2 separate regions of the Homo sapiens genome follow, and region 1 is linked to region 2. A link is a loop called in an ENCODE intact Hi-C map of the cell type or tissue named here. Cell type or tissue: endothelial cell of umbilical vein. All regions are shown on one strand. Each heading gives the region's core, and the rest is flanking DNA. Links, peaks and the distances in the headings are about the cores only.

Region 1 (8,000 bases), core at 1-8,000, 85 kb before region 2:
AGGCAGATAAGGAACTCTTTGAAGACTAATGTATGGCATATATTAAACTCCACATAAACAAAGTGGAGTACTATTCAACCAAAAAAAGAATGAAATCCTGTCATTTGCAACAACGTGGATGGAACTGGAGGTCATTATGTTACGTGAAGTAAGCCAAGCACAGAAAGACAAACTTCACATGTTCCCACTTAACTTGTGGGAGCTAAAAATTAAAACAGTGGAACTCATGGAGATAGAGAGTAGAAGGATGGTTACCAAACGCTGGGAAAGGTAGTGGTAAGAGTGGGGTATGGGGTGGGGAGATGGTTAATGGGTATACAAATATAGTTAGATAAAAATACATCTAGTATTTGACAGCACAACAGGGGACTACAGTCAACAGTAATTATACATTTTTAAATAACTCAGTATAATTAGATTGTAACACAATGAAAGGATAAATGCTTGAGGTGATAGATACCATATTTACCTGGATATAATTATTACTCATATGCTTGTATCAAAATATCTCATGCAACACATAAATGTATGTAATACTACGTGGCAACAAAAATGAAAAATGAAAAAAATAGCCTCACGATCAGCCTAGTGATTCTGAGGCAATATAGTTTTGATTAGTATTTTTTAATGTTATAGAAGGATGTTGTTAAAGTTTTTATTTGTTGCAAATACATCCCGAGTATACTTTTAAAAGTGTGTTAATATTGTATAGAAGTTTAAACGTGTAATCAGCTGACATAAATGTAAAAACTTGTGTTTTCTTCCATGTTTTTTAAACTTAGAAAAGTTATCTGGTTACTTAATATTTAGTCTCCTTTGTACCTACTTTTTGTAATTTGACTTTTTCCATTTTGTTATTTCTGCATAAGCTTCATAGAATGGAAATTTAATCATGGGTTTATAGTATGATTCTCAGTGTTAGCAGTTCCTTGAGCCAGGATATTACTTTATCCAGAGATGAGCAGGTTCTAGGGATCTGTCACTAACCAAACCTACAAGACTGGTTTATAAATCAGAGGCCAAGGATAACCAGTATTTGGGGGAGATACTTGTTAAGTCCATGTAAGAATACAAATTTCAGGTCACAGAGTTGCTTGACACACTCTTAGGATGATGGGAATTCTATGAATATTTACATCAAGTTAGGGTAACTGGATAGATTACTCTATCTTAAGAGATTTTTTGTGTGTGTGTAGATGGAATATCATGGTTAGATTGCCATAATCCTCCATAGCCAAAGACAGACTAATTGCTCTATGTATTTTTTTCACTTTTTTTCCCCTCTTTTAAGAAGGAATATGATTTTCTGTCTTTCAGAAACCTGAATTCCCCAATTTCTATATTCTTTCAGGATAATCACTCAAGTATTCTACAGTGGGGAAAGGAGACAGCCAAACTATTTTAAAGCCTTTTACAAATGAGTAGAGGTGGTAAATATTTGGGCTCTCTTAAGTTGACCTTTTGGCAGGAGGTCATTAATTCACTTTGGAGGGAGATAGGTTATTTGTAGTATTTATCATCAGGCTCAATTTTCCCCTATCTTACATTTTAGGGAGGAAATAATGCTGGCCATACAGTTGTTGTGGATTCTGTGGAATATGATTTTCATCTCTTACCCAGTGGAATAATTAATCCAAATGTCACTGCATTCATTGGTAAGTATATAAACTGAACTGCATGGAGATTCCCCCCCACCAGTTGATAATGGCGTTTATTTTTTATTGTCAAAACTGTTTTCATCTCTCACTGACCAGATGGTTCATTGATCTCTTATTAATTTTGACCTTGATACCTTCTGGAATATACATGACTTTGGCTATTTGTCACTGTAAGATCTTTTAACAGTAATACTTTTTGGAATGATTACTTTGCATTCATCTGTGCTCACTGACAATCTTAATTCTGTAAAGAAGTATTAGATCATTGAATCAGTTTTCCAAATACTTTTTTTTCCACAAATACTTTCAACCATGACTCATAGTAAGAAATATGAGAGGTTCATGAATTTATTTTGAACCCTTACAATAAATGATGCAATCTGATCTTTTCTACTCTCCTTTTAATTTTTAAAAATCCTTATCACAACCTACTAAATTGATTTATGACCACTAATAGGGTGTGATTCCCCAACTTGAAAGATACTGATTTAGCATGTACTGTGACCATGTTCCATTTGCTTAAAATTACATAATTAGTTTCCTTCAAAATCATATTTCACTTTGTTTTCAAGAAATTTTCAGCTTCATTGAGTATAATTCTAGTGTTTTATATTCACTATATTATGTTCCATTATGTATTTAAATTATACTCCTGTGTAAAACTTGGAATCATTTCTGTGGTAACACCGTGGTAAATCAGAATGTCCTTTAAGTTACATATGTCTGAGTTATAGATGTTTACCGTTGGGATTTGTTGGTTTTCCTTTAGGAAATGGTGTGGTAATTCATCTACCTGGATTGTTTGAAGAAGCAGAGAAAAATGTTCAAAAAGGAAAAGGTATGAAAGAATGAGTCTACTTGGTAACCAGTTGTTCTTTGTAAAGTTTTATTAGGATCTTATGCCAGACGAACAACATGTTTGTCTTATGCTTTAAAATTTCGGGCTATTATAGACGAATTTTTAATGTCAGTTATTAAGTTTTATTCATTATAAACAGTGTTTTAAACAGAAGACCAACATCTTATGTCATTGTATTAAGTCCTGATTTTTTTACACATTAGTCATCTACAAACTTTATCTTAAGATAGCTAGAATTACAATATGTGGGTGACAAAACTAGGAAATTCCTGAGTTTGCACACTGTCAGTCTTGTTTTCTAGAGGATCTGGAGCTCTCCTTTCGTTGCTACAACTCAGGGATAAAAGGGAATTTTTGTTTTTTCCCATGCTACACAGATGTAAGGGGAATCGTTTAGGTCCCTCCTTCTAAATGAAGTAAATGCTGCTTTTATACAATATATCCATGCCCATCTTCTTAAAATAAATAGTCCTGGATTCTTGCCTTTCCTGATCTCTTGGATTTTTAGAGATGTGTTTACATTAACCTTGGCCATCTCATTAGGGTGTGAGGGGAATTTGATAATACAAATACAGGTTAAACATCCGTAATACAAAAATCTGAAATCCAAAATGCTCCCAAAATCTGAAACTTTTTGAACACAGACATGACACCACAAGTGGAAAGTTCCATACCCGACCTCATGCAGCGAGTCACAGTCCAAACATAGGCACGCACACAGTTTATTCAGTGTTTCCAGGGGAAAAAAGGCCTTCTCCCCTTTCAGCTTTCATATATCTTTTCCATGCACGCCCAGATTCCCCCACACCAGCGTTCCCACAGAGGGCAATAAAGTGGCATGTGTACTAGCTGGATGTGCCAACTGTGGTAATAAATGAAATATAGAATACAGGTGGAGACTGGAAGCCTGCTTCGTTGTTGCTGCTGTTTGCCAGCTGATACAGATACTCTGGTGCTGCTGCTGTACTGCTTACTTACCCTGAACACATTTTTCCCACTGTATTGGTGGTATGTCATATTTTTGACTGTTAAGTACTTGTGTGTGAATAAGTGTAAGGAAATGATTACTCATCAGTAGCATATAAATTCAGAGTCAAGAATGTTGGTGTTGGTAAACAACCACAGATGGAGGAGGAAGAGGAGGATGGAGGAGGAAGAGAAGGATGGAGGTAGAGGAGGAGGATGAAGGAGGAAGAAGAGAAGGACAGAGGTGGAGGAGGATGAAGGAGGAAGAAGAGAAGGACAGAGGTAGAGGAGGAGGATGAAGGAGGAAGAGAAGGAGGAGGAAGAGGAAACAAACTTCGTTTCATGCACAAAATTATTTAAAATATTGTATAAAATTGCCTCAATTGATATGTAAGGTGTATATGAAACATAAATGAATTTCATGTATATATTTGAGCCCCACCCCCCAGAGATCTCATTATTTATATGCAGATATTCCAAAGTCCAAAAAAAATCTGAAATCTGAAATATTCTGGTATTTGGAATAAAGGAGACTCAACCTGTAATACATAATTGAGGAAAATCATTAGTATAGTTAGTTTCCCCTTGAATTAGCTCACATTTAAAACACTCAATTACTGTTATAGTATGTTCAGGTTTGTTTTTTTTTTTTTTTTTTTTTTTTTTTTTGGAGACGGAGTCTCTCTCTGTCACCCAGGCTGCAGTGCAGTGGCGTGATCTTGGCTCACTGCACCTTCTGCTTCGTGGGTCCAAGTGATTCTCCTGCCTCAGCTTTCTGAGTAGCTGGGACGATAGGCACGTGCCACCATGCCCAGCTAATTTTTTGTATTTTTAGTAGAGAAGGGGTTTCACCGTGTTAGCCAGGATGGTCTCAAACTCCTGACTTCGTGATCCACCTGCCTCGGCCTCCCAAGGTGCTGGGATTACAGATGTGAGCCACCGCGCCCCGCCCTGTTCAGGTTTAAAAGTAGCAATCTGTCTTCAGGTGTTCTTAACCACTACAGAACCCTGTCTTTGCTACCATCTCTTTTCTCCTTTCTGCGTTTTTACCTGTGACCTAGTCTGTGATTTTTATATTGATGCTGCTCTCTGCTCTCATCTCCTTTAATAAGTTTGTCCTACTCCCTTTTTCCTTCTAGCCTATCCAACCCTGCTCTTTATCTACTTTACTGAATTTCTTGGTCCTATTTTCTTTATTATATCTCCTAAACTAACTTCAGAATACATGTTTGTATGTCAAAACAACCGTAGAAGGGGAGGCTTAATATTCCAGGTTTACCTTTTAGCACATTACCGAGGAGGTTCTCTTCCTTAATCTATAAGGAATATATTTTAAAAATAAATCTTCAGGGAAAAACAAATTTTTCATTGTTAAAGATTAGTTTTGAAATGTTTGCAGCTTAGCAATTTGTCTTTAGTATTGTCTTTAAAGAAAAACATCGATTTGGGTTCATTTGTTCATTCAAGCGTCTTTTTTTTTTTTTGGAGACATGGTCTTGCTCTGTCGTCTATGCTGGAGTGCAGTGGTGTGAACACAGTAGTGAGCCTCTACCTTCTGGGCTCAAGCAGTCCTCCTGCTTCGGCCTCCCGAGTAGCTGGGACTGTAGGCACATGCCACCATGCCTGACTAGGTTTTTTAATTTTTTTTTTTTTTTTTTGTAGAGATGGGGTCTTTCTGTGTCACCCAGGCTGGTCTCAAACTCCAGGCCTCAAGCAATCCTCCTGCCTTGGTCACCCAAAGTGCTAGGATTATAGGCCACTGCTCTCAGCCAAAAGTAATTTTTAAAACCACTTACTGGATAACAGGCCCTGTGCTATGAAAGCTCACAGCCCCTCCTCTAGGTCTTCCACAGTTAAATGGGGGGACAGATATACCTCACAATTCACTGTAGTAAGTACAGTAATTGACAGTAGTACTTTAGAAGAATTAATGAAAAAGTTTATTTTCTTTACCTTTTTTTTTTTTTTTTTTTTTTTTAAAGATGGAGTCTTGCTCTGTTGCCAGGCTGGAGTGCAGTGGCACAATCTTGGCTCACTGCAGTCTCCGCCTCCCGGGTTCAAGTGATTCTCCTGCCTCAGCCTCCCGAGTAGCTGGGATTACAGGCGCCCGCCATCACGTACCCAGCTAATTTTTGTATTTTTAGTAAAGACGGGGTTTCACCATGTTGGTCAGGATGGTCTCGATCTCCTGACCTCAGGTGATCCGCCCGCCTTGGCCTCCCAAAGTGCTGGGATTACAGGCGTAAGCCACCGCACCCAGCCCATATTTGTTATAACTATCTTTTGGGAAAGGATGCCATTCCTAAAATTAACTCCCTTCTGGCAAATTTCTCCCTGCCAGGTACCTAACCTCCCCAGCATGATGTTTTTCTACCATTTGCCTTTTGGATTCCTAGAAGTATTTTATTTGGATGTGACTGGTTTGAATTTGGAGCTTTTAGAGCAAGACATTTGGAAAGATAGCATGTGAGTGAATTTATGTATGGAATGAATGACATGTGAGAAAACTCTTGTTAGACATGATGTTTCCTATACAGAAGAAAAGATACAAACTTGATTGCTTCAGTAAAAACACTTTTAGAGATTGTGTTTCCTTTTTTGTGAGACAGCATCTCGCTCCGCCACATACACTGGAGTGTAGTGGCACAATCTTGGCTTACTGCAACCTCTGCCTCCTGGGTTCAAGTGATTCTCGTGCCACAGCTACCCGAGTAGCTGGGATTAGATGCACCCACCACCACACCCAGCTAATTTCGTATTTTTAGTAGAGACGGGGTTTTACCATGTTGACCAGGCTGGTCTCGAACCCCTGGCCTCAAGTGATCCACCTGCCTTGGCCTCCCACAGTGTTGGGATTACAGGTGTTAGCCACCACGCCTGGCCTAGACATATTTCTAAAGAAATTAAGATCTTAGGCTGAGGTGGGTGGATCACAAGGTCAGGAGATCGAGACCATCCTGGCTAACACGGTGAAACCCAGTCTCTACTAAAATTACAAAAAAAAAATTAGCCAGGTGTGGTGGCGGGTGCCTGTAGTCCCAACTACTTGGGAGGCTGAGGCAGGAGAATGGCAGTGAACCCGGGAGGTGGAGCTTGCAGTGAGCCGAGATCACACCACTGCACTCCAGCCTGGGTGACAGAGCGAGACTCTGTCTCAAAAAAAAAAAAAAAAAAAAAGAAATTAAGATTTTAAAACTGCTATACAAAATATTCAATTAAATATATCTTTTTCCCCTTTCTAGGACTAGAAGGCTGGGAAAAAAGGCTTATTATATCTGACAGAGCTCATATTGGTAAGGTGGATATATTGCATTTATTTGTAACTATCTTTTTATCTGAAATTTATCAAATGAAAGTATTTAGTAACTAATTTTGTCTTTTATTTTTATTTAGCGTAAGTAGGATGGATTGTAGTAATTGAGTTCTAAATACAAAAAATACTTACTAATTTTTTTCTTTTTTAACAGTCTAGGCTGAAATTTACCTGTTTGAAAAAAAGGTTAGCTAAGCAAATTTATAATACAAGCAGTATTTCATAAGACATCTCTAATTCTATTTAAAAATAAGCCATATCAAAATGCAAAGAACATTTATTTGTATACGTAATATTCTTGTAAAAGTAAGTGTACCGTTTTGCAGATAGAGTGACTCTTTGTGCCTAAAATGTAGTAGTTATTGCTTTTTAAGTGATTCAGATTTTATTCAGACTAACCTAAATTTCAACCACTACCAATAAATTTGGGATTTTCTTCTCTGTTATTTTTCTCTTTCAGAACCAATGGAGTTGTTAATTAGCAGTGACATGATTTAAGAGACAATAACCAGAAAAGAAATAAGTAAAAACCACGTAGGAAACTTCTCTGTGATTGATCTGCACTCTTAAATTGTATTTAAGTATGCGTGTGTCCTGTGGCAGTAGCTGCTCTAGTTTTAACACTGGCCTCTATTTAAAAGGCAGCCTCATCAAGATACTTACAGTATTTCTCAGCCAAGCACAGAAATCAAATAACGGTCCCTCCAGATAACAGCCACAGACTTGAATCCTATGTATAATCTTAGTAACCCAATAAAATAACTTATTTGAAGTAAACTCTATTGGATTAACATACAGTTTCTATATGAAACTGGCCTCTTCATTACATTGTTTGCCACAGGCTTCTTAATCTGTAAAGTCTGAAAAGAACAATTTTTTGTTTTTACTGAAAAACAGTTTTATGTTAATATTTGTTGTCCTGTATGTTGTCTATTAGTAGACTGGTTATCCTTGAAAACAAAGACTTTGATAGCTGTTTGTTAGTGTAAGTGGATAAAATGTGGAATACTTCTGTATTTAACATAAAGTAAGCTTGTGAGTAGTTTATATTTCACCTGATTATACTTAAACTATGAAAATATTATCAGTAAAACTTTTATTTAAAAGACACCTTATTTCCAGAATTATTAATGGCATAGATGCATAACCAAGACAAAAAACAAAGGAAACAAAGAAGCTTTGCAGTCCCAAATGATAACATGCA
Region 2 (11,903 bases), core at 1-8,000:
TAGTGATCTGAGGATGCAGAGAAGGCGTGGGTGGGGAAGTGCTTTGGGATTGACATGACTCACCCTGGCTAGGAGCATGGTGACTGTACTAGCTGCCTCTGAGCCTGTGCGATGAGAGGCTGTTTAGAAGAGGGCTCGCAGCAATGAGTTACTTTGATAGTCCCCTGTTGCTTCTGTTTTCTCAGGCAGGCAGTTTTCCCAGTTCAGGAAGGTTGGTTCCCTTCTCCCCTGACTCTCACCAGTTCTGTAATGAATTCTGCTGCCTGAATACTCTTTCTTTTTTCCTTCTCTAGCCTAAATTAAGCCCATTCTTCAGGGCTTTGTTCAGGTCCTACATACGTTCCCTAGGAGGCCTCTCTTCTGAGTTTCAAATGGCCCATTTCCCTCCTGTGAATTCCCAGAGCCCCTGGGAGATTCTCCTACGCATTTTGGTTCTGAGTCCTTTCCTTTTTGGTTTATTGGTTTCTGAATTGATTTATTCATTTTATTATTTAAGAAAAATTAGTGACAACTCTCCACCAGGCTTTGGATAAGGTTCTAGAAATTCTTCAAACAACGAGACATCTGGGTTTTTTGTTGTTGTTGTTGTTGTTTGTTTTCTTAAACAGAGACAGGACCTTGCTACGTTGCCCGGGCTGGTCTCAAACTCCTGGGCTCAAGTGATTCTCCCACCTCGGCCTCCCAGAGTGTTGGGATTATAGGTGTGAGCCGCCACGCTTGGCCAAGACATCTGTTTTATACAGCACTTTGTCTCTTCAGGTAAAATGTGAGCTCCTAGATGTTGGGGACCACTTCGTTTGGTGGCCACGATCTTCACTCTCTTTGTCCTTCTCCTAACTCATTCTCTTGCAAAGTGTTCGCTGTCCAAGGAGTGCTTGATGCATACTTCAGAATGAGTGAATAAATCAATCGATCAGCTAACTCAGTAACCTGTTAATCTAGTTCACAGTTTTTAAAACCTAGGTCTTCTTGTATCACAGAGAACCAATTATCTTATTTAATATAGGTGTACCCGTTTCTAAGAAAAAAAAGACACGTTGAGTTAAAACTATGACAAGAATTCAAAGTTGAGAGAGATGAGTATTCACTTTCCAAAAGACATTTTTGCTTTACCAAAAGGCTTGCCATGAAGTTTCTTTATGTTGTGAGTTCCTGTCTCTAAAATATTTGAAATGCAGTCAACCATTTAGTAATGCAACCTCTAAATGAGGCGAGAGAGAGGTACAGGCAGTAACAACCAACCGCTATTACCTGCTTGGGCTGCCGTGGGCAGAGACCTCCTTGTTCTTAAAAGTACTCTGAGGACAGTGATGGGTACAGCTGCCTCCTGCTGCTGGATCAACTGCAGAGTGGCAGGGCCTGATTCCTTTACATCATTCAAAGGGTATTGTGACGCACACTGGCTTGCAAGGTTTTGCCAGGCAATGCCTTTCAGGTCCTGGGCTTAGAAAAAGAGTGCTCCTTTGGTCTCTAGGGAGAGACCAGCTGCACATGAAAGAAGGGGCAAAAATTACTGTGAAAAGGAAAATCATGTAGGCAAATAACCAGGCTATCTAATCACTAGAGCTTGCTTTCCTGTAAAGATTGTCCCAAGGACAACGTAAGGTGAAAATCTGGGTGGTGCCACACTGAGGAGTCCTGCCCTTTGCAAGCTGGAATTGAGGAAGGATGGTTTGGCACGAGGGGCAGATGAGGCCAGCCCCGCCTTGTCCAAGGTTAGGTCAGGCTCCAACCTGCTCCTTTGCAGGTATCAAAGGATAATTTTAATTATTTAAAAATATGCTGCAAACCAATCCATGGAGTATCACAACAGCACCACTATATAGAAGCAAGCCATAACCTGAGAAGAAGAGAGTGGCAAAAATATTTATTCTGACCAACCTCTGTCAAAACCAAACCAAACCAAAACGAAACACTGGCATTTTTTTTTCTTTTTTTTTTTTTGTGATGGAGTCTCTGTTGCCCAGGCTGGAGTACAGTGCCACAATCTCGGCTCACTGCAAGCTCTGCCTCCCGGATTCAAGCGATTCCCCTGCCTCAGCCTCCTGAGTAGCTGGGACTACAGGCGCGTGCCACCACGCCCGGCTAAGTTTCTGTATATTAGTAGAGACGGGGTTTCACCACGGCCAGGATGGTCTCGATCTCCTGACCTCATGATCCTCCCGCCTCGGCCTCCCAAAGTGCTGGGATTACAGGCGTGAGCCACCACACCCAGCCAACACTGGCATTATCTACAGTAGGTTGTCCTGGAAACAGGGACACTTCTCACTTATATACAGTTTGCAGGTTAGAATGTAAAATATTTCCATAAGATTCCAGAAGGCACTCAGGAGAGACCAGGGGCCAGGCTGGGTTCCTGCTGGGAGCTTAACCTACATGGAACAGGCATAAAATAATGTAATGACAGAGTCTTGGTGACAGCATTTTGTTGAAAGCAGATAAGCTAGGGAAAACTTAAATAAATATATGAGGACAGAAGCAACAAACTGGAACCACACTAAGAGAAAGGATAAATTGGTTTGATTTGTTGAGTGAGCACCACACGTTTTTTTAGCTATTAGACACACACCATCTAGAATCTCCACCACCACCATGGAAGGAGATTCTCTTTTGAAAATGAAGTATTTCTATTTGAAATGAAGGCTAAGAGAAGAAGCTACGGAACTTGCCTAACAGTCACACAACGAGGCCGTAATGAATCTATGATTTGAATCCAGCTATTTGACGTCAAAGGCGTTTTAAGAGTAATAACCAGTATTCTTCACTGAGGAAAAAAAATGAACAAAAAATCCCCATGTTCTTTACGTAAGACATACCTGGCAATATAACAGAAAGTACAAAGAAGAAAGTTTCACTCGCGTTCGTGTGAAGAGACAACCAAACAGGCTTTGTGTGAGCGATAAAGCTTTTTAATCAGCTGGGTGCAGGCCGTCTGAGTCCGAAAAGAGAGTCAGCAAAGGGGAGATAGGGGTGAGGCCGTTTTATAAGATTTGGGTAGGTAAAGGAAAATTACAGTCAAAGGGGGGTTGTTCTCTGGCGGGCAGGAGTGGGGGTGACAAGGTGCTCCGTGGGGGAGCTTTTTGAGCCAGGATGAGCCAGGAGGAGGAATTTCACAAGGTAATGTCATCGGTTAAGGCAAGGACCGGCCATTTTCACTTCTTTTGTAGTGGAATGTCATCAGTTAAGGCAGGAACAGGCCATTTAAATTTCACTTCCTCTGTGATTCTTCAGTTACTTCAGGCCATCTGGATATATACGTGCAGGTCACACCAGCAGGCTATCAGTAAAGTCCTCCTTACCGGTGGGAGGTGGAGTAGGGCTAGCCCCTGGCATTCTGTAGGGAAGCAAGTGTTAAAACTTTCACTTAAGCCGGGCGTGGTGGCTCACGCCTGTAATCCCAGCACTTTGGGAGGTCAAGGCGGGCGGATCACCTGAGGTCGGGAGTTCGAGACCAGCCCGGCCAACATGGTGAAACCCCCGTCTCTACTAAAAATACAGAATTAGCCGGGCGTGGTGGCGCATGCCTGTAATCCCAGCTACTCGGAAGGCTGAGGCAGGAGAATCGCTTGAATCCGGGAGGCAGAGCTTGCAGTGAGCCGAGATCGAGCCATTGCACTCCAGCCTGGGCAACAAGAGCAAAACTCCGTTTCAAAAAAAAAAAAAAAAAAGTTTCACTTACAGCACAAAAGGACAGAGTAGGAGGAGGAGGAAGCAACTGGCAGGTGCAGTTTCTCAGGCATTTGAGAGGTTGGAGAAGTCATTATGAGAGTAATGAAACTGGCTGGTTCCTGATGAGTACAATCTATGCTTTGCAGTAAGACGGTAAACATCATCATTAATTTAGGCAAAGTGTGAAAGCAGGGCTCCCCCTTTGCAGCATACAGAGGGGCTCTCATTTCCTGCAGCAGGGGGGCAGGAAAAGATGAGAATTAGACTAAGGATTTAAATATAAGGGTAGTGGGGCCCCCGAGAAGAACCTGGCAAATCTGCTCTGCCAACATCATGGCTGAGTTTGGAAAGGATTGGTGACCTCAGATTTGGTTGAGGACAAAGAGGTCAATGCACTTGACGGCTTGCAAACTCAGATTCCTCTCTGTCCGGGGTTATTATTCCTCCCTGGCTTGACGGCTTGAAGATAATGCAGGGGTCGTCTCACCACCGCTTCAGGATTTACCATTTCCTCTGCTGGCCGCCAGACGATAATTAGATGGAGCAGCAACATGACCCGCAGGGGAAGTGCCTGACCCACTAAGAGAGGAAAGAAATGATGAGTCAAAGAAAAATAATCTGAATTTCAGTCAGAAGGAAAGATTAGACAAATTCAAACATTCTACAGCATAACTGGCCTGGACTCTTTAAAAATGATAAAGTCAAAAAAGATACCAGAAGGCTGAGAAACTCTTCTAGATTAAAAGAGAACAAGAGATATGACAAAGAAAAGCAATCCGTCCTCTTGGGCTGGGTCCTGGCCCAGACTGGGAAGTCCCCTGCCGCAGAGCCCGATGCACTTTCTGGAGGCCCTCTTGAGGACCAAGGTCCTATTCCCCAGCTGAAAGCTTTGCCTGCTCCTAGATCATAGTTCACTTATGTGCCAAGAATTGGCATTACCCAAGATTACACACCCTTCCTGGGGTAGCCCATGTCCAAAGATTGATTAACACGGGGATACAAAAGTCCAGCCTTCTTGCTTGAATTTGGGACATCTCTGGAGTTCCATTCTAGTTTCAGAGCTTTCCGTGGCATTGGCTGACGCATCTGAAGTAAGTGACTCATAGTTCAGCTTCTCCCTTTGCCAAATCCTGTTTTCTTCACTCCCTTCCACGTGTTGCTACACAAGCACGCCCCGATAGACCACTTCCCAACAGACTGCTTCATGAAAATTTCCATCTCAGAGTGTGGAGCCCAGGAAACCCTGTCTAAGAGACCAACTCAAGGCCAAAGGACCTCCCCCTTCAAAAGAACTGCAACCCTGCCGTTTTCCATCTGTCTCCGGTCAAATGTTGCGATGTTTACACTGGAGCAGGTACACCATGTGCTTTGGGGGTAGGGGAGGGAATGAAGAAGATGGTGGCTAAAGAGCATTCCGTCAGCCATTCCATCCCATTATTCCATTAGACCCATGGTCACGTGCACCTGTAGTCCCAGCTACTCAGGAGGCCAAGTGGCAGGAGGATCGATTGAGGCCAGGAGTTCGAGACCAGACTAGGCAACATAGTGAGACCCTGTCTCAAAAACAATTTTTTGGCTGGACATGGTGGCTCACACCTGTAATCCCAGCACTTTGAGAGGCCAAGGCGGGTGGATCATGAGGTCAGGAGATCGAGACCATCCTGGCTAACACGGTGAAACCCCGTCTCTGCTAAAAATACAAAAAATTAGCCGGGCTTGGTGGTGGGCACCTGTAATCCCAGCTACTCCAGAGGCTGAGGCAGGAGAATGGCGTGAACCCGGAAGGCGGAGCTTGCAGTGAGCCAACATCATGCCACTGCACTCCAGCCTGGGCGACAGAGAGAGACTCCGTCTCAAAAAAAAACAAAACAAAAAACATTTTTTTTATTTACAAAAGCCACATTTTGCAGAACTATCTGACATAATATTCTCAATGACAATTTAAAAATGTCTCTTTATCAGACACACAATACATAGTGTTTAAGGAGAACCTGCCAGGTACTCATTCCTGTACTGGCCAGCTGGGAGTGAGGAAATTCTAGGAGACGTGGAGACGATCATAGGCCAAAAGTGCAGCTCTGCACCTTGGCTATAAAACAGGGCAATAAAACCTACCACATGAGGCTCATTCCCAACGGGATTACAAGCAGAATGTCTGTGACAGCACTTTGTTGTTTGCAAATGTTAGTTATAATTATATAGTACAGCCATAAACCTCAAAAAGCTATGTAGACTGGGAGGTCACACTCTGACTCATTGACATAAACTGTCCTTTGGGACAATTGCATATTGGATATTCTCCTCAGACCTTTTTTCACTTTCCCCTGGATTTTTTTATTGTAAATTGACCATTTATAATTGTATAATCAAATATTTTATTGAGAAAATTTCAAACTTACAGAAAAGTTGAAAGAATACAACAAGCGTTCATGTACCTTCAACCTAGTTTCACCAATTTTTAATATTTTCACATTATATAATTTTTTTCCGAACCATTTGAAAGTAGACATCATGACAGTTAATTCTAAATATTTCAGCATGCATTTCCTAAGAATAGGAACATTTTCTGTTAACCCCAGTGGGCTGTCTCATCTAAGAAAAGTAACACTAATTTTATAATACCATCACATATACAGTCCAAATTTGAATTTTTGTAAATGACCCACAAATGTTTTTCGAAATGTATCTTTTCTTCCTCTCTTATTTTCAGTGACCCATGATCGAATCACATTCTATTCGGTTATTATGTCTCTGGCCTCTTCTAATCTATTTCCCCTCATTCTTTTGTTTACTTTTCATGATAATAACTTGGTTTAAAGAGTGTGTGCCAGTTGTAGAATGTCTCACAGTCAATTTTTTTCTCATTTGCTCATGATAAGATTCTAAGGAAACACTGTTGGCATGAGTACCCCATGTGGGAATTTGTGGCATACTGTATACCTTTAAAGACCTTATCAAGGACTTAAATAGAGTTCTTTTGGTTTTAAGTTACAAAAATAATCACTATTAACTTGATAAAAAAATTAACTTCTTGGAAGGCAGTTTATTGGAGTGGACTATAGAATTGAAGGAAGGACGGGACTCACCATGCCTCAAGGAGGCAGTACCAGGTCAGGTCTTGGGATCCCAGAAGCAGGGGTTCATGGTCCCTTGGGCACTGCCATTGATATGACGCGGCTTCCATGACACCCTGTCTGTTGGGGTCAGGTCACATAGACACAGCCACTGGGGAAATAAGATCAGGCAGCCACCCCAGCTGCTTTCTATTTAAGAGATGAAGACATTTACCATTATATGAGGCTTATACGAAAAGGCTTTTACTTGCTTTCTTTATTTGATTTGCCCAACAGATCAAGAGACAGGAAAGTCTCTGAAGGATCCCCCAAGCAAAAGATTGTCTCCTAAGTCATAAGATCATTTTGTGCATCTCATTAGCCTGCCTTCCCCAGTCCTCACCCTCCGCCCCCAATTAATTAAATCACCGACATCTCAGTCACCCAAGTCATACATTTGGGAATCGCCTAAGAATCCTTCTCCCTCAGCCCTCACTTCTGGTAGCTCACTAAGTACTTTCACTTCTGCTTCCTGATAGTCTCACCATGCTGTTCTCAACTCATCTGCTAGTTCTGTTCCTTATCACTTCTTGTTTGGACCTGTTTGAAAGACTGTGAGCTGAGCCTGTAGGTCCCCTCTCCACCGAGCAGCCCTCATTTCTTCCTGGCCAACACAACCACAATTTTGTTCAGGTTGCAGTCGGCCCAGCCCAAGAGAATGATTATGGTTGATCTCAGCCAAGTTTGGAGATCCCATTCCCTTTTGTGTGTGTGTGTGTGTGTGTGTGTGTGTGTGTGTGTGTGTGTGTGTTTTGTTTGTTCACTTTTTGGTCTCGGGGTTTTTTGTTTTGTTTTGTTTTGTTTTGTTTTTGAGACAAGGTCTCTCTATGTTGCCCAGGATGGTCTCAAACTCCAGTGCTCAAGTAATCTTCCCACTCCAATCTCCTGTAGCTATTACTCCAGGTACAACCTCCTGAGTAGCTAGTACTACAAGTGCACACTGCCACATCCAGTTCCCAATCCTCTTAGTTCTATGCTCATGGCTCTGTCCTTCCTCACAGCTCAGAGCACCTTTGTGACTTAGTTCTAACCAACATAACCAACAAGATGTAAGGAAACATCCATTGGGGGTTTTCTACAGAATGTTTTCCTCGCTGAAAAATGAACTATCTTTTTCCACCTTCCGCTTCCATTCCCCGTGATAGCAAACACAATGTCTGGGGCCCAGCAGCCACTGTGCAGTTGATGCAGCCATGCTGTCACGCGTGCTGCTTCCTGGCTGTAGACACATTGCTCCTCATGTCTGCCTGGCTGATTTCTATTCATTCTTCATCTAGGGAGTGTCCCCTACCCACCTGACCTTGTAAGCCCTCTCCCACACCACTGATCACTATGTACTGTCTACCTGTGTGCCAGCCCAGTTACACCTTAAAGTTGGCACGTATCTTCTCTTCTTCATTAGAAGCAGCATAGGTTTGTTAAGAGCAAGAAGTCTGGCCACAGAGCCCTGGTTTCATTATTTTATTTTATTTTATTTTATTTTGAGACAGGGTCTCACTTGTCACTCAGGCTGGAGTGCAGTGGCACAACCATGGCTCACTGCAGCCTTAACCTCCTGGGCTCAAGCAATCCTCACACCTCAGCCTCCAGAGTGGCTGGGACTACAGGCATGAGACATCATACCTCACTAATTTTTAAATTTTTTGTAGAGATAGGGTCTCATTATGTTGCCCAGGCTGAGCTCTGATTTTAAATTCTCATGCTACTACTTTATTGGCTCCATTGGTCATTCCTTACTTTCAGAGCCTTAATTTTCTCATTTGAAGAATGGCAGTAAGATCATTATGATCTAGATTGTAGGATTGTTATGGGGAATAAAGAATCAATGCACATTAGCTTAGCACAGTGCCTGGTCCATGATAACTTCTCATCGTGCGTTCATTGGCCTTATTATTATTTCCGTTTCTGGCACCTACACAAAATCAGTCACTTACTAGACAGCTGAGCTCTGATTCACCTTGGAGATCTTGACTCCAAGTCGAGTGCTCTTTTTACTGACCTGAAGTTTGTGGGGTTAAAGAGACACAGTCCTACTTGCTAGCTCAGGCCCAAGTGGGCTGCTGGTGTTGAATGTGTGGTGACAAGTGCACAGGTCCATGGCACTATTCATTTATACCCAGATGTCACTTGGTCATCTGACTGCTTAGGATCTAGGTAAGAGTGTTTCAAATCCACAGTATCACTGCATGAATCCATCTGAAGCCTGCTGGGGAGGGAGCAGGGCTATGGTTATTTTGACTTTAAACTCTACTTTTTTTTTTTTTTTTGGTAGAGGCAGGGTCTCGCTCTGTCACCCAGGCTGGAGGGCAGTGGTGTGATCAGGGCTCACTGCAACCTTGAACTCCTGGGCTCAAGCAATCCTCCCACGTCAGCCTTCCGAGTAGCTAGGACAACAGGTGCGCACCACTGTGACTGGCTAATTTGTAAAAATTTTTTGTAGAGATGAGATTTCGCCACATTGCCCAGACAGATCTTGAACTGCTGGCCTCTAGTGATCCTCCCAAAGTGATGTGATTACAGGAGTGAGCCACCATGTTTTTTTTTCAACCAATTTATGGGTGTGATAGAGACTGCTATTTGTCCCTCATATCTATTCCGTCCTTATAGAGCCCTCACTTTTTAGCTGTACTCAGGGGTGACTCACCTAAAGACTATATTCCTCAGCCTCCCTTTCATTTGTTTAAGAAAAAAATATAGAAAGACTAAGAGAGTACAGATGGTGCAATGAGTGGGAAAGTTATATCCTTGAGCAAGAAACTCAATCTAGCACAGATTCTAGGTTCTGGGGGATTTGGTTCAAGGGAGGCCAAATGCAGTCGGTTTTTAAAGCCAAGACTGAGAACTGTGTAGGTCTCATGTCAGAAAATCGCAGTGTCTCAATGTTGTGTTGGCTGGCAACATCTAGATTTGCTGGTTAGGTAAGCACTGGGTTGACTGGAACCGTGCAGCATATGTGGGGTACCTACTTTGGGACGGTGGCATCCAGCAGCCTCTGCTTGAGTGAGGATTATAGTGTTCAGTGAAACATGCATTAATGGCAGCAGGCTGGGTGGCCAGGTCCTTGTATGTCACATTTAAGTGTGGCTATGTGTCTAATTTTGGCCAAGGAAATGCAATGGTGAGAGTGCTCTGTGCTATTTTTAAAAGGCATGGTCTTCTCCTTCCTGTTTGGTGGAGATGCAGACGGGATGCGGGGGTACAAGCAGTCCTGGGTCCCTGTGATGGAAGCCGGGAATGTAGGATGGTGGAATAATACATTTGAAGAAGGCTGGTTCCCTGATGCTTGTGGAGCCACCAAACCAGCTCCTGACTCCTTTCCTCGGGACTGGGTTTAGATGAAAGAGCAGTGAGCTTCTATCCTGTTGAAGCCCATCCCTTTTTTTTTTTTTTTTTTTGACCAAGTCTTGCTGTGTGGCCCAGGCCGGAGTGCAGTGGCAGGATCTCAGCACCTCCACCTCCCATGTTCAAGAGATTCTCTTGCCTCAGCCTCCTGAGTAGCTGGGACTACAGGCACGCGCCACCACTCCCAGCTAGTTTTTGTATTTTTAGTAGAGATGGGGTTTCGCCATGTGAGCCAGGCTGGTCTGGAATTCCTGACCTCAGGTGATCCGCCTGCCTTGGCCTCCCAAAGTACTAGGATTACAGGCGTGAGCCACCGCACCCGGCCTTGAAGCCCATCTCTGCAGAGCCAGACCCTCATATGTGTTGAGCAGGACAAGATCTACCTGTCTGTAAAGGAATTTTGTTTTTAAATAGGAATTTTCTACCCAGTCACCTCCCTTCATTCATTCACTTGTTGAAAAAATGTTAGATATTGTATACCAATATTTCCTTTCCCTTTATACTTAGGAAAGGCAGGAGTTATAGTAAAAAACAAACAAACAAAAACAACAACAACAGAAAACAGGGGTACTGAGAAAGAGCCAGATGCCACTGTCACTAAAATCCTAGTTCCTGAGCCTTGTGTGGCCACAGGGAAGAAAGATTGATGATAACATGGTTGTCACAACACAGTCAGAGCTCACAGTCACGTTTCAGTGCTAATCGTAACCACGGCAGAAGATGAGCTATGTGCTGTTTTACTATGGAAACTTGTTTTATTTCTCTTGCCCCCTCTTTTTTTTTTTTTTTTTTTTTTTCCAGCACCACATAGGATGGCAGGCAAGTACAGTGATGTCTCTGGGCCTCCTAGGAGGCTGTGGAAGTTAGGTGCAGTTTTTCTTATGATGACCATTTGGACTCTGGCGCCTTGATACGGTGTCATCAATAAGTAGCAAGATCCTGGAGAGAAACACCTGAAATGGAAGCCGGAACGTAGACCACAGTCAAAATTAAGTTTATGGAAAATAAAGAAATGTAAAAAAAAGTTATTTATGTAAGTTTTGGAACAAGATTGATACTTGCTACGTAACTTCCATTTGTGGAGCCCTTATTGCAAGCCTGACATGTTGCTGAAGTCTCCTCCTCATGAGGTTCTTTTTCTTTTTCTGTCTTTTTTTTTTTTTTTGAGACAGGTTCTCACTTTGTCCCTCAGGCTGGAGTGCAGTGGTGCAATCATAACTCACTACAGCCTCGACCTCCCGGGCTCAAGCAAACCTCCCACCTCAGCTTCCCAATTGGCTGGGATTGCAGATGCATGCCACCATGACTAGCTAATTTTTGGGTTTTTTTGTAGAGACAAGGTCTCCCTATGTTGCCGAGGCTGGTCTTGAACTCCTGGGCTCAAGCAGTCCTTTCACCTGGGCCTCCCAAAGTGCTGGGATTACAGGTGTGAGCCTCCATGCCCAACAGATTATTTTTTTAAGTTCTCACAGTGTTATGAGGTGGGTACTACAAAATCCAACTTGCGAAGGAAGCAACTGAGGCCTGGAAACACTGAGTGTCTGACCCATAGTTACACAGGCAGTAAAGGCAAAGTTAGGCTCTGAACCCAGGTCTGGGTGACCCCAAATCCCTGCCTCTGTGGAGTGTGCTTGAGGCTGTGGGTCAGAAGACCTGAATTGGGATCCTGGCTTTGCACAGCGTAGCTCCCTGACTTTGGGTACGTTTAGTCTCTCTGGGCTTCTGTATCCTCAGTTGACAGCGTCCCATCCTCCTGTGCCCGTCAGCAGCAGGAGATCA

The links. A loop is a pair of places that touch in the nucleus more often than their neighbours do. Peaks named below come from ENCODE experiments on the same cell type or tissue, not always from the same donor. Only the 100,000 strongest peaks of a DNase experiment are listed, where the experiment ranks them.
Region 1: it touches region 2 in a loop (2.4-fold over the local background); 3 of 110 quality-filtered maps call a loop at or near these places.

What each region holds. Positions count from the first base shown.
Region 1 is chr1:244,431,321-244,439,320 of GRCh38, reverse strand. ADSS2 (adenylosuccinate synthase 2) reads left to right here. Exons shown (of 13, transcript NM_001126.5): 2 at 1,553-1,655; 3 at 2,428-2,496; 4 at 6,726-6,776. Among named protein-coding and RNA genes, the nearest start is that of ADSS2, 17 kb to the left of the region's middle. In endothelial cell of umbilical vein, for the core only: no CTCF peak of the experiment used is centred there; DNase peaks (open chromatin) are centred at 1,800, 2,190, 2,830 and 3,410; H3K27ac peaks cover 3,197 bases.
Region 2 is chr1:244,342,083-244,353,985 of GRCh38, reverse strand. SPMIP3 (sperm microtubule inner protein 3) reads right to left here and starts at 1,351. Exons shown (of 5, transcript NM_001012970.3): 1 at 1,252-1,351. RefSeq lists an enhancer at 3,342-3,401. In endothelial cell of umbilical vein, for the core only: no CTCF peak of the experiment used is centred there; DNase peaks (open chromatin) are centred at 15, 4,185, 4,765 and 6,615; H3K27ac peaks cover 4,049 bases.